Regions from separate parts of the Homo sapiens genome. Here all the other regions are linked to region 1. A link is a contact called in ENCODE Hi-C or POLR2A ChIA-PET data. All regions are on one chromosome and are shown on one strand. Each heading gives the region's core, a stretch centred on a gene start or an enhancer-like site at or near the end of the contact. The rest is flanking DNA. Distances are from core to core; before and after follow the strand shown. Region 1 has its middle 140 kb from the start of ATXN1. Region 2 overlaps LOC107986573 (a long non-coding RNA gene). Region 3 has its middle 89 kb from the start of ATXN1.

Region 1 (4,705 bases), core at 575-3,074:
AGTTAATATGGAATTTTTTTTTTTTTTTGAGACAAGAGTTTTGTTCTGTCGCTCAGGCTGGAGTGTAGTGGCACGATCTCAGCTCACTGCAACCTCCGCCCCCTGGGTTCAACTGATTCTCCTGCCTCAGCCTCCTGAGTAGCTGAGATTACAGGCATGTGGCACCACACCTGGCTGATTTTGTATTTTTAGTAGAGATGGGGTTTCACCATGTTGGTCAGGCCCATCTTGAACTCCTGATCTCAGATGATACGCCTGCTTCGGCCTCCCAAAGTGCTGGGATTGCAGGCATGAGCCACTGCACTCGGCCGTTAATATGGAATTTTATATGTAATTTCATAGTTTAAATTATTATTAATATGATCATCATTTTATGTTGAACATTTTGTCTATTAGGAAATGTTAAAATAAATGATATTTTGCATTCTATCTCTTCAATCATACAATAAATATTATTTAGAATAACTGGTTTAAATAGTTTTAAGACTCACTTTTAGTACTTTTGTACCAGAGTTTCTGTGTTCTTGAACGTTACTTTGGTTAATCACTTGGTTAGCTAGAATAGTTGTCAAAAAGAATACATAAATTTTACATTTTCACAGTCATTGCTTAGTTTACAATATTTTTCTTTGTCTTTCTCAGAACAATCACTGGGCTTGTTGTGAAATTCATGAATCGACATCCTCTCAAAACTTTTTAGACGTTGTTTCCATTATCTACTGTATTTGAAGATTATCGAGAAATTGTGTGGGGCCAACTCAATTTTTCTTTGAGGCTCATTACGTCCATCTTAGTTTCCATCACTGCCAACCAACATTTCAGGGAAAAATATCTGCATTTCAAAAACCTTCCCCTTCTTTCCTTCCTTCCTTCCTCTCCTCCTCCTTTTCTTTCTTTCTTTATTCTTTCTTTCTTTCTCTTTCTTTCCTTCCTTCTTTTTCTTTTCCTCTCTCTCCATCTCTCTCTCTGTGTCTCTCTCTCTCACACACATACACACTTTAATATGTGTAAATATCCTGCTCTTCTAAATCTCCTATGTGATTTAGCATTTAACCACATTTCTCGCCTATTTCAGTCTTTACCATGATGCTTGCAAGATGATGATTTTACAGTTTTTACCAGTTGGTCTCTAGCACTCAACTGTAAACAAGAGCCCTCTCTTCTCCCTGAATTATTTATTTATCTATTTGTTATCAGCATGGATGCATGATTTCCTACTTTTTTTTTTTCCAATGGTTTAAAAGTCATTACTGTACTTAATTATTTTAGTTCAGAATTTCCCAGATCTGGCCAGTGGGAGTCTCTCCAATCTGAGACACTCTCTTTAGACATTTAATTGCTCATTTACATCAAGATTAAGATGCAGGGAATCAGATGCTTATGCTCAAGTCACCAGCCTGTTCTAGAACTGACATCATTTTCTCATTGTACATTTGCCCATAGCCAGAATAGGCATTAGACATCAATGCACTCAGTTCTTTCTACATTGCTCAACCCCTCCCTGATGACATTATTTTGTATACTGATTGCTACAAGCTTCTGTATATATGCACATACAGAGAAATCTGTAGAAAAAAACTTTTTTAAATCAGGTCACTGTAAAGCAAGGTCTGACATATTGTACATAAATTCAAATGTGCTTATGCAAAAATCTATCTAAAAATATAAACCTCATGTCTGCAAAATCTAATGATGTGTGTGTGTGCATGCGCGCACACGCGTCTGTGTGTGTGTGTGTGTGTGTGTGTGTGTGTGTGTGTCCACTATGGCTGGGAAACATCCAGGGAAACAAGCTATCTCTTATTAAAACCACAGTGAAGGTGGCATTGGGTGCAGCTGGTTATCAAAACCAGGCTTTCCCACGGCTTGCAAATGGTTGGTTCTGAGAATAGTGGAGTCCAGTAGAACACAGAAGAGGGAAGGAAGCTGGTATGAATTAGAGCTGAAGCCAAGCCCAAGGCAGAGACTTGATGTCAGATACCGAGCAGAAGACTCTGGCCTCAGCTCAGGTGAACCGGAGGTAGAGGCAGCCTAGTACTCTGGATAGCTCCTGAGCACAAAAGGTTTGCTAGGCTTGTAATCTTCCAAACACCATTTTGATTCTCTGCTGTGTCTGGAATTCTCTGTCTCAAAAGAAAAAAAAAGAAAAAAAAATCTTCTATGCCTCTCATGTTCCTGCTGCCCCTCTATCCAACCATGTAACCATTTCCATCCTCCTAAGAGCTTTTGCAATCTTCGCATTGGGTGGGAGGGGTTCTCATAGAGTAGTCATATCTTTAGAGGGGTCTACACAGCCCAGAGTAAGGACTCTGGGACAAAATACCAAAAAAAAAAAAAAAAAAAAAAAAAAAACACAGACAAAAATCCTGGCATTCCCCTCTCTTACCTCTGTGTGGGTGAGTGTTGCTGCTGAGAGTGGCCTCTCAGGATACCTCCTTGCATGTGTGCATGGCACGTGAATGTCTCAGAGGACTACATGCAACAATTCACAAACTCAGTTTTTAACCCCCCTTTTGCCATTCAGCTTGTGACACGTGGCCATCAGAGACAGCACCCAGAGTTACACAGCACTCCCTTCCCAATGAGGCTGCCACATGTCACCAAGAGCTGCAGTTCTCTCTCGCACATTTTGCATAATCAGTTTCTATTCTGTCGTGTTCTCTCACACATGGTGCTCTGAGACTATTCTGGAAAATAGAGAATTTTTTCAGTTTAGATGAGTAGCATGATTTTACGTTGTGCTCAGCCTGTTTGGTAAATGAAATCAATTACTCATCTATCTGTCAGATGAAGAGAAAGACACATGCCTGCGTTTAACCTGTTTTTAGATCCAGAGACCATCGCTTTGCTTCCATCACACTGAGAATAACAACAATCCGCATCATGGCCCTGAGAGCTGATGTTTGCATTCAGATTTCTAACTTAAAAAATTCCACACCATGGGTTTCTGCAATAGCTTCTAAATGTTTCCCCTCCTTTGAATACATTCTACATTCTGTAAGCCATTCCCTGATCAAAGCTTTGAAAGCACTACTTACTACTTGGCTTACAGATTGAGTTTTATCATTGACTGGCTACCCAATCTAGTAAAATCACACCTTCTCCAAGCCGCAACTTCCTGAAAAGTAACATTGGGATCAAAATACTACTTCTTCCTTAAAGGATGGTTAGGAGAACTCACCGAAAAATTGTAGGCGAAGAGTTTTGTAAATTATAAATTCTTAGAAGGTGTTCATTATTTCTATAATCTTTCTATGGCTTCTCACTACTGAAATTTCAAACTCTACTCCGGCATTTAAACAACTCTTGGACCAAAATCCACCCAAACACGTTTTTGTCATTTTTGTATGACTCCCTGGTGTGAAAATTCTTTCCCAACTGAACGTGTATACCTGCATTTTCACTGGGTGTGGCCAAAGTTGAATAATAAAGTCCAGAGAAGTGCAAGACAATGGAGAAAAAGGCAAGAGTACCAGATAAGCTGGCAAAACTTAGATTTCAGTAAATATTTTAGACTTGGTTTTTCACCCAACTCACAATGCTCAAGTGCAACCACTCAGCACCTTTATGTTGGAAAGATGATTAGGGTTTGAATTACACCAATGACATTTTCCAAGTATGTGACCTTAGGACACTCACTTATAATTTCCTTTCTTTCTCTGCTGAAAAGTTTGAACCTTACCAGACAGTTGCAAAGAGTTGATGTGGCAAAGTATGTATATATATACACATACACATACATATATATATATATATACATGTACATATTTTTTAAGTGTTAAAATATTAAAGGACTGCACAAATGTTAGTTTGCCATTGTTGGGTCATTGCAAGGGCTGGTGAATTCATAGTGCTTAAAAGAAACCTGCAGAGCAATTCTTTTGATCCATAAATCCTTGTCTAATCTCTATGGCAGATGACTCCATTAGTCTCTCAATAGGTCTGTCCTCAAATTTCATAAGCAGCGCCATTGTAAGGGCAGAGGAGAAGTAAACAGTCTAAAAATAGTTTCCTCACTAATTTCCCCTAAATTTGGAGAAACAGACAGTGTCTGTGAAAGCAGTAGCCTCGTGCTAGAGCATTCATGGATGAGTCAAACCCCTCTCCATCCGCTGCCAGATTTTTATTCATTCAGGGGCTGTCGACTCAGTTTGGGGCTCTGTTTTCCTTCCTCTTCCTGCCCACTGCCTCCTTCTCAATCTCCGTTACCCATTAGCACACCTCCCCATGGGAGGACCAGGAAAGAAGATTGATTAAGTCAAATAAGTCGATATGAGTACTTTTTAACAATTTACACCGGTGAAAGAGCAGGTTAAATAAGCTGTGGTTTGTAAGCACTCTGTGAACTTCATTCATCTATGACCGCTCTTTCCCCTTCAACAGAACCACAGATAACTAGAGGTGGACTCTCTCGGAGCCCCTCTAGTAAAAACTCAGCTTCTTTGGCAAACAGCCATAAAGGAATTTTGATGTGTAGGGTTTTGTTTTTTTCTTTTTCCTTTTACAAATAATGAAATGCCACTCACCTACTTAGAACCGCTCTATGGACCTTGAGGACACCCAGGCCAGGAAATGGCAGCCCCCAAGAGTGTGGCTACCCTGGAGCAATTGTCTTCATAACAGAAGCGGGCAGGACATAAGGCGAAGGGGGAATATCCTTCAGCCAAATCCCAATAGAGATAGTGCATTCTTCACCTGAATTGCA
Region 2 (5,059 bases), core at 1,316-3,815, 42 kb before region 1:
GAGGATGGATCTTCATACAAAAATGGAATTATATTTATATATTTTATATATATACACACATATTTATACATATACACATTGTTAGTTTGTTATATGTGTGCATATCAGAAACAACAAGCAGATTTTTTTAGTTTTTTTTTTAACTTATGTAGACCGCAAAACACAATAAGATTGATGAAAATTTTCAGGTTCATAGCTGGTTTTCTGAGAGTCCAGTTGAGTGGCACTTGTAAAACTCAAATTCCTACACCAGTCACCTGGGGCATCTTGCTAAAATGCAGATCCTAATTCAGTAGATCTGGGGCAGGGCCTGAGATTCACATTTCTTACAAACTTCTGTTGATCGTGGTCCATGGACCACATGTTGAGTATGAGGTGCCAGATGTAAGCTGTGTCCAAGTCCAAGTAAAAGGAGCTGCAGTGACTACAATGTACAGACCTGACAGGGTAATAAAAACAGAATTTTAAACTGGGATGACTATAGAGATTATTTTGGAGAATGAAATCCTTAGACATAAGAGATTAAAAGCACATTCTTCAGTCTCTACAAATAGCTGTGGTTTTGTTCCCACTGGGATTGGGCCTTGAGGCTCCTTTTTAAACCCTCCTTTTCCTTCCACAAATTGATTGTCTAATTTGGTTAAAAAATGAAGTTTAAGAGAAGCCACTGGTATATCTATGGATGGGAAGAAGGGCATTCCCAGCAAAGACAAGAAGCATGTTCTAGGCTGTTGCCTCTGTATGAATGAGTCTTGGGTCTTTGTTTAGCAGGGCTGAGTTACCTTTTTTCTTGGAATCTCTTGCCCAGATGGCCTATGTCTGGTTCCTTCAACAGAAGAAGGAAGAAGAGGAATTTGGGAAATGAGAACAAGTGCTCAGAGATTTCCAAAAAATTATTCCTGGAGGCCTGAATCAGGATTTTTTTTTTTTTAACTCATGCCAGCTGTTTGGTGGTTATGAGTGATTTGGGTCAGGCCAGTTTAATTTCCATCATGCCAGGCCCCGAGACTGAATTTCTGGTATCACCTGGACTCTCTGTCTTCCCTAACCTTAACTTGGAAAATGTCTGATTCTAACCATTCTAACAACACTGTGTAGTGTTATGTCCTAAATAACCCCTGAGAGACTATTTTGACCTGGTTCTGTCTTCATGAGACTAGCCCATGTGGATGAGAATGAATGTATTTGAGGAAGAGAGGATGGTCATTGAAAACCTAAATGAACTCATTTTCTAACTTGCCTGGAAGTCACCAGCATTTTTCATTTATTTGGAGATTGTTTTCAAGGGGACATTCTCACGCTAACCAAGTCTAAGGACACCTACAGAATCTGAACTTTCAATCTGCAGCATGTCCATCATCATCAGATGATGAACTGTGTGTGTTGGCACATTGTGGGAGGAGGTACATGGGCAGGAAACATTAATAACAGTTTGTGCTGTGAGCTCAAGAAAATCACTGGTCTGACATCATCGCTAAATATTGGAGGGTCTTAGGAGTCTCTAGATCCCTGGATCCCTCTTGGGAGTGAGGATCACGGACTTCCTCTTCAGTGAATGGAAATCTTACAACAAGTTCGCATCAACATCTTTGAGCCATTTCCTTCAGAGAAATCAACTGCTTTTCAGAGGACTTTCTCTCTGTGAATATTCTCTTTCTTCCCACGTCCCACTGCCTCCAACCCTTCAACTGAAAGAGAAAAAGCAAAGGCAGCAAGACAAGTGTGAATCTTGAAGGTACGTTGGATGGAAAGCACATACACAGGGAGCAAACACATATGCATCTGAGTTGCAGCTGTATCAGTAACCAGCTGTATGACCTTTGGCAAGTTGCTTAATGTCTCTTGTGTTTCCATTTGTGGTTATAAAATAAAAGAGTTGGACAAGAGGATTTCAACCTACTTTTTTCAGCCTTAAATATCTAGGAGTCTACAGCTTAGCTTCCTTCTTGAGCTCATAAACCCATCCATGAGATTCTTACTTATGAAACAAAAACTCATGAATGAGAATAGTGTCCTATGATCATACGACACTGGAATTCACTTTTAAAAAAAATCAAGATTACCTGGGTGACTCGAACGTCTATTAAATCCTCACTAAAGTCAAGAGGAGATCATCGCTCAGTACGATAATTTTAAACTAATCAACTCAGTAGTTTGTGGTTGGTAGTTGATCTCCAAGTCATTTCCATCCTCTAATAAATTATTCTCTTTTCCTTATCCTCATCTTCAGTTGAGATCACTATAGCTGACACTCTGGGGTGAATCTTCAGTCAGTTACCACCACCACCAATCCTGACTCCAGGCCAAGGGATTTTAACATAGAAACACAAAACCCATCCTTGAACAACAAAACATCAATTCTCACAGGAAGTAGCTCTTGCTTTGTTTTAATAAAAAACAGTCTTAGAGCACTTACACACACACACACACACACACGCAAACCACACGTGGAAAAAATGTGTCATTTGTACCTTTGCCTAGAGGAAAATGTTGAAACTGCACCTTGGTTAATAGAAATGGAATCACCATTGAGTCTCTAAGTGATTTTTCTCAGCAAGTGGGAGAGGCACAGAGTGGAGTACTCAGAGAGTCAGAAGAAATCCGATCTGAAGTGACTTGGCATTTTGGTGCACCCAGAACTGAAGTGCTGGGAGTCAGATTTCAGGAAATAGAGGGGAGGAATTTGAACTGCATGGAAGTGATTACAAGAGAGATAATGGACAATTACATCAGAACTAACTCAAACCTGCCAAGAGGCTCAGTCGCTCTTCATTAATAATGGTGATGCTGGCAACAAATGAAATAGATGAGTGAGAGGCCTTGACTGAGCATTGCTTCAGTTTGCATTCTGCCAACAAGTTTGCATGTGGCAAGCTGTAACTTTACTACTCAGAGTCATAAAAGAGCTGGGCACCATTCCCAGAACATTGCTAACTTTTCTTCTTTCTTCTGTGGTCCACATATTATAATTGTATGATTTTTTTCCCCAAAGCCATTTTCAACTCTGGAAATGGAGGGACAATGCAATGCACATGTTACTCAAGTTTAGACCTAGTTCTCTTCTGATGAGTTCTGCACTGACGTTTAGCTCCTGGCGGAATGGTGCTGGTTTAAAAGGTACATAGGATAACCTGCCTCAGTCACAGATGAAACGATACTAGCACTGCAACTGGATTGAAGCCCATTTAAACTTCACAAGGATTTGATTAGCTAAAGATGGCTTCGTAAGTCCTGGACCCCAACCCAGCCCCCTCTTACTCTTGGCGGGTGATCTTAGTAGGATGTTAGATATCAGCCAACTCAGCTTCCTTTCTGTTCACCCCCAAAGCTCTGGGGATTAACCTCATTTTCCCCTCCCTCCCTCCATCTCAGAGAAGAAAGTATCCCTTCTCTCCTCTAAGCCACACCCACCATGTCCTGAATCCCATCTCTTCCTTCTTGAGTCTGCAATGTGATCCATGCATGCACCTGTGTGAATTCACAAACAAAATTATGGGATCTCCTTCCATAGGTTTCTCCATTCCATACTCTCTGGCCCCCAAGTGCCCCTTTACCTAGTTCTTCAGGTCAGAAAGATGGTTATTATCTGAGTTGTAGCAGCCTGCATCTTGGACTCACTTTCCCAGCTCTGTGCTTAAAGCCACCTGCAGGGCAAAGCCATGAAGAAAGAAAGAAAGAAAAAAAGACACCTGGGAAATTCATTCCCTTGCAGGTCACTACTCCATGTTTCAACTTCCCTCCACAATTTGCCTGATTTGACCTAATTTTCAGAGTCCTCTCCCGCATCATTTCCTCTCTGACTGAGGCAGATGGTTATTATTTAACTTCTCCTCTGGGTCTCTGCTCCTGGCCTTCAAGCAAGACCGCCAGCTCTTTCTAAGACATCTTTGTCTCCACCTTGCCTCCTTAGCCACACCGCATCCTGCCCTCTTCTTCCTTTTCCTTTCCAAGCTCCTTGAAAATGTACTTTCTACATGAACTTAGACTTTGTTTCTGGCATAACAGGGCAAGTCCACCACAGTTGACCTCTCCCACTGATTATAACTAAAAACTCTGGGCAAAATACAGAAACCAGCTCCCCAGGGACCCTGAAAATTAAGCCAAAGCAGGCAGGCAGATTGGGGAAGGAGGTTGAAACTTGGAGAGGCGACCTGCAAAAGAATGAATTTCTCAAGTGCGTTTTTATCCTTTTCTCATGTCTTTTCCCTGAGGGCAGCCCCAGACACAGAGCTGGGAAGGATCAGCTGGGCTGAGTGCTGAAACTTAGATGATAGCCTCAACATTCTGGATGAAAGACCTGGGAAAAGGGGCCAGAAGTGTGGAGAGGAGAGAGTTAGTGAAGGGGATCCCATAATCCTGTTTATGAACCCACACAAGTGCATGCATGGATCAGACACAAACCAGCACAGCAGAGGCTGTGAGAGCTGCACTGATATTAAAATGCAGCCCACATCACAGATTAATTTCTAAGTGGCATGTGCATGGGACACACTCAAAGCAGCATACCAAAGGTTTTAAAAGCTAACCTGAGATTAGAACCACCACAGGAAGCAAAACAGAACTTTCAGTCTGAATCTGACCAGGTTGCCTGATATCAAACAAATAAAAAGTCAACATTTTCCATTTGTTTAATACAATAGCACAACACATAATATACAAAATGTCCAAGGTACAATCCAAAATTGCAGAAACATACATTGAACTGAAAAACTGTGACAAATTCTCAAAGGAAAAGAAGCAACATATGACACACTGAGATGTCCCAGGGGTTGAAATTCTGAAGGAGAGATTTGAAAACAGCTATTTTAACTACGATCCATGAGGCTAAGGTGAAAATACTTAAAAAAAAAAAAAAGACATTCTCTGTAGAGAAATAGAAACTATAAAATAAACCAATTGAAAATTGCAAAACTGAAAAATACAATATCTGAAACTTTAAAAGTCATTGGGTAAGTTCGACAACAGAGTAGAAGTGACAGAAAGAAAAGTCTATGAACTTGAAGATAGATCAATAAAAAATTATCCAGTCTAAAGAACAGAGAGGCTGGGCATGGTGGCT
Region 3 (4,894 bases), core at 1,953-4,452, 56 kb after region 1:
ACGTATGGCTCTGCCTTATGTTTGCTGTGTGGCTTGGAAAATTTTACACCAACTCTCTGGGTTCCAGGTTCTTCTTCTGAAAAATGGAGACACAAGTGCTTTTCCTATTCACCCAGAGGGGTAGTTATGAGGATAAAATGTGATAATTTTGGAACTGGCTCAGTGTCTTAAAGAGCTCTCTGCCTGCTGTTGACAAGGGAAGTCTAGTGTAGACTTTCAGAAGGCTGCCTCCCTCTCTCCAAAGGTTGCAGTAGACAGTGGCCACTCCTCCATCCCATGAGCAGTAGCATCACTCAGCATTAGCGACTAACATTGTTTCTGGCGAGGTCCTTGCTGTTCCTCTATCTCCGTTTCCAATAAGATCTTTTTCAGATTACTTTGGAACTTCCCAAGACGGCCTTCATCCAAAATGCAATGTTCAGTTCCTTTTTTGATCCGTATCCAGGAGCCCTAGACTAGACCAGTTCTCCTAAAACTCATTGAGCTTCAGATAGAGCCTCAGGTTTCAGCTTGCCTGGAAAAGATTTAAGACAAGGAGTTACGTGAAGATTTTGTAAACTATGAAATTCTACTCTGTTGTAAAGTAGCCCTTTGTGATTTTACAGTAATGGAGCACTCACTGAACCTTCAGAGGCAACTCATTCCATCTTTGGATAGCTCTGATGGTTGAGCTGGAATCCAGGTCCCTGTCACTTTTTGCCATTGTGGTCCAAGTGCTACTCACAGTTCCATACGGAAGTCCAATCACCCAGGACACTTTTTCTTTTCTGTCCCCCCTAAAAAGTCTCTTTTTCCCTGTTGTTTCTCATGGATATAGTATCTAATTCCTTATTGCCCTGTTTTCTTCTCCCTGAACACCTCCAGTTTTTCTGGCTTGAGGGTAATAACTAATAATAATGGTTATTACTAATATTCCACTAATAATCTGCCAGTTCCTCCACAAGAATATTATGATTTTGTGAGATTCTTAATGAAGCTTCAAATATAGACGGAAAACAAAGGTCAAAAATCTAGCTTATTTCCTTATCTATAAGCCTGGTTATATTGTCGATGAAAGAAATGAGTTGTGTTTGACATGATTTGTTCTTAGTGAACCAGTGCTAGCTCCTAGTGATCATTGCTGCTTCTCTTAAATAATCCATTCTAGCATCTTGGCCAGAATTCACTTTCACTTCCTTTCTGGAAATCAGAATGACACCCCAGTTTTTGAACCTTCCTTGTTCTCTGTAACTCTTTACAGATTCATAACAATGACTCAGCAATCTCTTTAACAACATTTCTCATTTTCGTCTTTTGATAAGAGATGAACCATTTGGATCCCAGAAATGAATGCAAGCTAACTTTGTGTGTCTGATGTGGATACTTCTTTCTGTGTAAACCTGAAAGAAGGTTATTTCTGAGGACTGAGAATTCTGTTTAGAGAGAGGGTGGGCTGAGACAACAGACTTCACTATCTTGAAACACCAACATCCACAACCCTCTTTATGCATAGTCCAAAAGAACATGAATTGTTTCCTAGCAGACAAGGTTCAGAGCGTGTACAGAAGAGAAAAAATCATTAGTAGGATCAGGCGGGACAGGCAGATAAATGAGGAATGAAAAGGATGACAATCGGAACCTGTGTTTTAATCCTTCCCAGGGTGCATCACTCCTAGAAAAGAGAGAGGACTTTATTAGTCTACATCTTTCTCCACTTAGGTTTGGCATGACCAGCAGCATCTCTCCTAGGAGGGAAACTACAAGTGTCTGCTGGTCTGGATTAAGATACAATAACAGGGGAAGCATATGGTCATTCACATGGTGCTTGTTCCCACACTGCGCCAAGGTTAACAAATTAATGAAAAGGAAGCACGCGACATAAATGTTGAGCCTTATTAAACATGAGATCATCACTCCCAGCTATCTTTATCTTACAAGAATCTAAATTAAAGCAATGCAACCCCTCTTCCATGCATACACAGTGAAAATCATTCTTACAATAGCAAATCATATTTTTGAGGACAAACAACAGCAGTTTTAAACTCTAAAATTGTAAGGAAAGAGTCTGTTCTAAAAGAGTTTTATTGAGATGATATGGGAAGAAGCAGTGTTATTTATTTAAGTACAGCATTGCATTTTCCTTTGTCCTTTCAACAGGTTAGTAATTACAGGAGTAGTGATTAGCCTTGACAGAGGGTACACAAAACGATAAATGGATACTGTGTGCATGGGGGGGCTCTCTGGTGCCAAGCTTATTATTTTCAGTCAGAGCTAATTATCCTTATTATACTGCATGACTCTTTTCTCGTGAATTATGAGTGGAAAAGTGCTGAATAGAGTTTTTTTCCAAAGTGCCCTGAACTGTGGAGGGAAATGAAAATTACAAACAATGAAAAGCTTGTTAGACAATGAGAGCGATCATCTATAAAGGGATTCTGAAGGAACTTCCCTTTTCCTGCGCTATAGAAATGTAAAGTGCTTATCAGAAAATGATCAGGGTTTTGTTTTTGTTTTGTTTTTGCGTTTAGTTTTTTTTTTTTTTTTTTTTTGCCACACGGATGATGGGAGGAAAAGAGTTAGACTCAGCTCAGCCTGGGGCAGTAGCAAAGCAGCAGGAAGAAAGATGGAAAGTCTTACTTAAATCTTTGTACAGGATCAGTAAATTATGGAGGGTGGGGGGCAGATGGAGGGTGGAGGGCAGGGGGAAATTGTGTTTAGACACAGGGGCAGAAGGAATTTGTGGTTGCTGATTCATGCAATTAGATCCCCACGGCCAGACCCTTCAGTGTAAGGAAAGATAGGATCCTGCCTGGCCCAAATGCCACCTGAGAACCGACCTGAGAAGAGACACTTCAGTTTGAAATCCAGTTACCACTCAATCCTTTATCTGTCTCTTTTTTCCCTTCTCTATTGCCCCCCTCCCATTATAGTGATGCATATGAACAAAATTCCACAGATGGTGCATGCTTTTATGAGCTCAGTCCTGAAATTTGGTTCGAAATTTCCCCAGTGTCCTCTGTGCTTCTCTCTTTGCAACAGATGCACTTAAATGTTAGCAATTTATTTGCGGCCTGTGCTCCAGCCAGAGCTGGAGAGACAGGGCTGTTGTACAAAGAGTAGCACAGCCACTAACACAGCACGAGGTTCCCTGACCGCAACTGCTGGGGCTGCGGGAGGAGGCCTCTGTTTCTGTGGGCACAGCCAGTCAGTCACAGGAAAACCAAACTTTATCTTCCCCTCCTTCCAGCTCAAGTCTGGTCCCTGAATAAGACGTTAAATCCAGCGATTGCCGAAGAAGGGCTTTCCTTTCTTTAGCCTATCATGCCTAGTATTCTCCACACGCCAGCATCTCATTCTCAATTTTTACCAGTTAGCCGGCTTCTGGGATTCGGAAGGCTGGAATATAGAATTTCATGAGAGTTCAGGAACAGGCAGATTCTTTTTAAGGACACCAGGGCTCTGTAAGGTGACACCCTCTAAGAATACAGCCTTGGTTCCAGGGTAACGAGTGAGTCAACCCTTTTATTTAGTATGTCAACAGTGAAATGCTCATTTAGTTGGACTAAAATATTCTTGAACAGAAAGTTATGGGCTCCCTGTGTGGGTTTGGAAATGTCAGCCCAGATAAGCAGGCAATTAATGAGAGTGCAATTGTTATCTTCCTCTAACGCAAGCATCACCGATGAGATTAAGAGGTGACATGTGATTGCCCAAATAGGGGCGTGCACTAGTAAAACATAATTAAGGAAGGAAGTACATCCTGGAGAAGCAACTTGAGTTGCTTAGTGAGGATGACATCTTCTTTATGCTTGTAATATCGTTACATAGGTGAGATCACCACAGGCCAAATTGCCCAGATCCTATCCACAATCCAATGGTATTAGGAAACTTGTTATTTTAACCTGTGATTCACACTTTTTCATCCTCAATACAGGCTAATCTTGTCACTCTTCTTAATAGTTTTTGTTCCTTTTCCACAAGATTCTTTTCATTAAGATGAAGAGATTCCAATGTCCCTAAGTCTGAGTGTTTTTATTATCGTTATTTCTTGCTAATTAGTTAAATTTGAAGTTCCTTAAACCATTGCACCAGAGTATGACAAACAGCCTTTCAGCAAGGGACTAAGCTGGTACCCAGTTTCTACACACATACCAACGGGGTCATGATGTCCACCCAGCATATTTGGATCAATCATTCTGGTGAAAATTACTTCCCAGCTAATTTCATGGACTATTTTTGATGTGATCATTCACCTTTTTCTTTTGGAGGGGGTGGAGAGGAGGGAGCGGAACTGTAGTCTAGAGAGTGGGGAGCAGCGTAGTCTCTGCTGTCTGACCACCAGCGCTGCAATTTTGATCCATGTTTCCCATATGACCTAAGCAAGTTACTTACAGCTTCTTATCTACTATTCCCTTATCTACAAAGTGGGCAGTAACATGATTTATTTCAAAGGGGTTAGATTTGAAAATTTATAAGAAGCTTAGCACAGTTCCTGGCATTCAGTAAACACTCAACAAATTTTATTGTGGTTATTTTTATTATTTTATCGGCATCATGGTCATTTAAAATAAGGTGGCATGCATTTATATAATAATGCTAATGTTATACTCCCATATTGTAAAAAAGACAATAATGCACTCAGGTATAGTCATCATCATTTGCAAAATGTTAGGTAGAGAGGATCCTGATGAAATAAGCTTCAAACAAAGAATGATTTTTTTAAAAAACCCAGATCTGATTCTGATCATATCACTGATCTGCTTAAACCCTTCAATGGGTTAAGCACTGCTCATAGGATAAAGCCCAAATTTCAAAACACGACTTTGCAAGGCCCTTTGTGACCATGTCTTGCTCACCTTTCTTACCTCAAAACAGATCGCTAAGCATGGGCTTTCATCTGCCTAGAGTATTCCTC

What was found. A loop is a pair of places that touch in the nucleus more often than their neighbours do. ChIA-PET counts read pairs that join two places held with the same protein, here RNA polymerase II (POLR2A). Pooled maps may share reads with other maps.
Region 2: a loop to region 1 is called in a map of PC-3, with 2.5 times the contacts of the local background. The contact joins two enhancer-like sites. A Hi-C loop is called at or near these places in 1 of 168 maps with a recorded cell type or tissue (PC-3), 1 of 37 single-sample maps with no recorded cell type and 1 of 50 pooled maps. POLR2A ChIA-PET finds 5 or more read pairs at or near these places in 1 of 52 experiments (activated CD4-positive, alpha-beta T cell).
Region 3: a map of CD14-positive monocyte shows a loop between it and region 1 (1.9-fold over the local background). The contact joins two enhancer-like sites. A Hi-C loop is called at or near these places in 2 of 168 maps with a recorded cell type or tissue (CD14-positive monocyte and psoas muscle) and 3 of 50 pooled maps. POLR2A ChIA-PET finds 5 or more read pairs at or near these places in 3 of 52 experiments (A673, HEK293 and OCI-LY7).

Annotation. Positions count from the first base shown.
Region 1 is chr6:16,903,075-16,907,779 of GRCh38, reverse strand. No RefSeq gene overlaps it. Among named protein-coding and RNA genes, the nearest start is that of ATXN1, 140 kb to the right of the region's middle. Within about 2 kb of position 1,824, at least 2 of the 41 ENCODE cell types and tissues checked have a DNase peak (open chromatin) inside an H3K27ac peak, as active enhancers do.
Region 2 is chr6:16,945,342-16,950,400 of GRCh38, reverse strand. LOC107986573 (a long non-coding RNA gene) reads left to right here. Exons shown (of 4, transcript XR_001744006.2): 4 at 809-1,886. Among named protein-coding and RNA genes, the nearest start is that of STMND1, 150 kb to the left of the region's middle. Within about 2 kb of position 2,565, at least 8 of the 41 ENCODE cell types and tissues checked have a DNase peak (open chromatin) inside an H3K27ac peak, as active enhancers do.
Region 3 is chr6:16,848,334-16,853,227 of GRCh38, reverse strand. No RefSeq gene overlaps it. Among named protein-coding and RNA genes, the nearest start is that of ATXN1, 89 kb to the right of the region's middle. Within about 2 kb of position 3,202, at least 7 of the 41 ENCODE cell types and tissues checked have a DNase peak (open chromatin) inside an H3K27ac peak, as active enhancers do.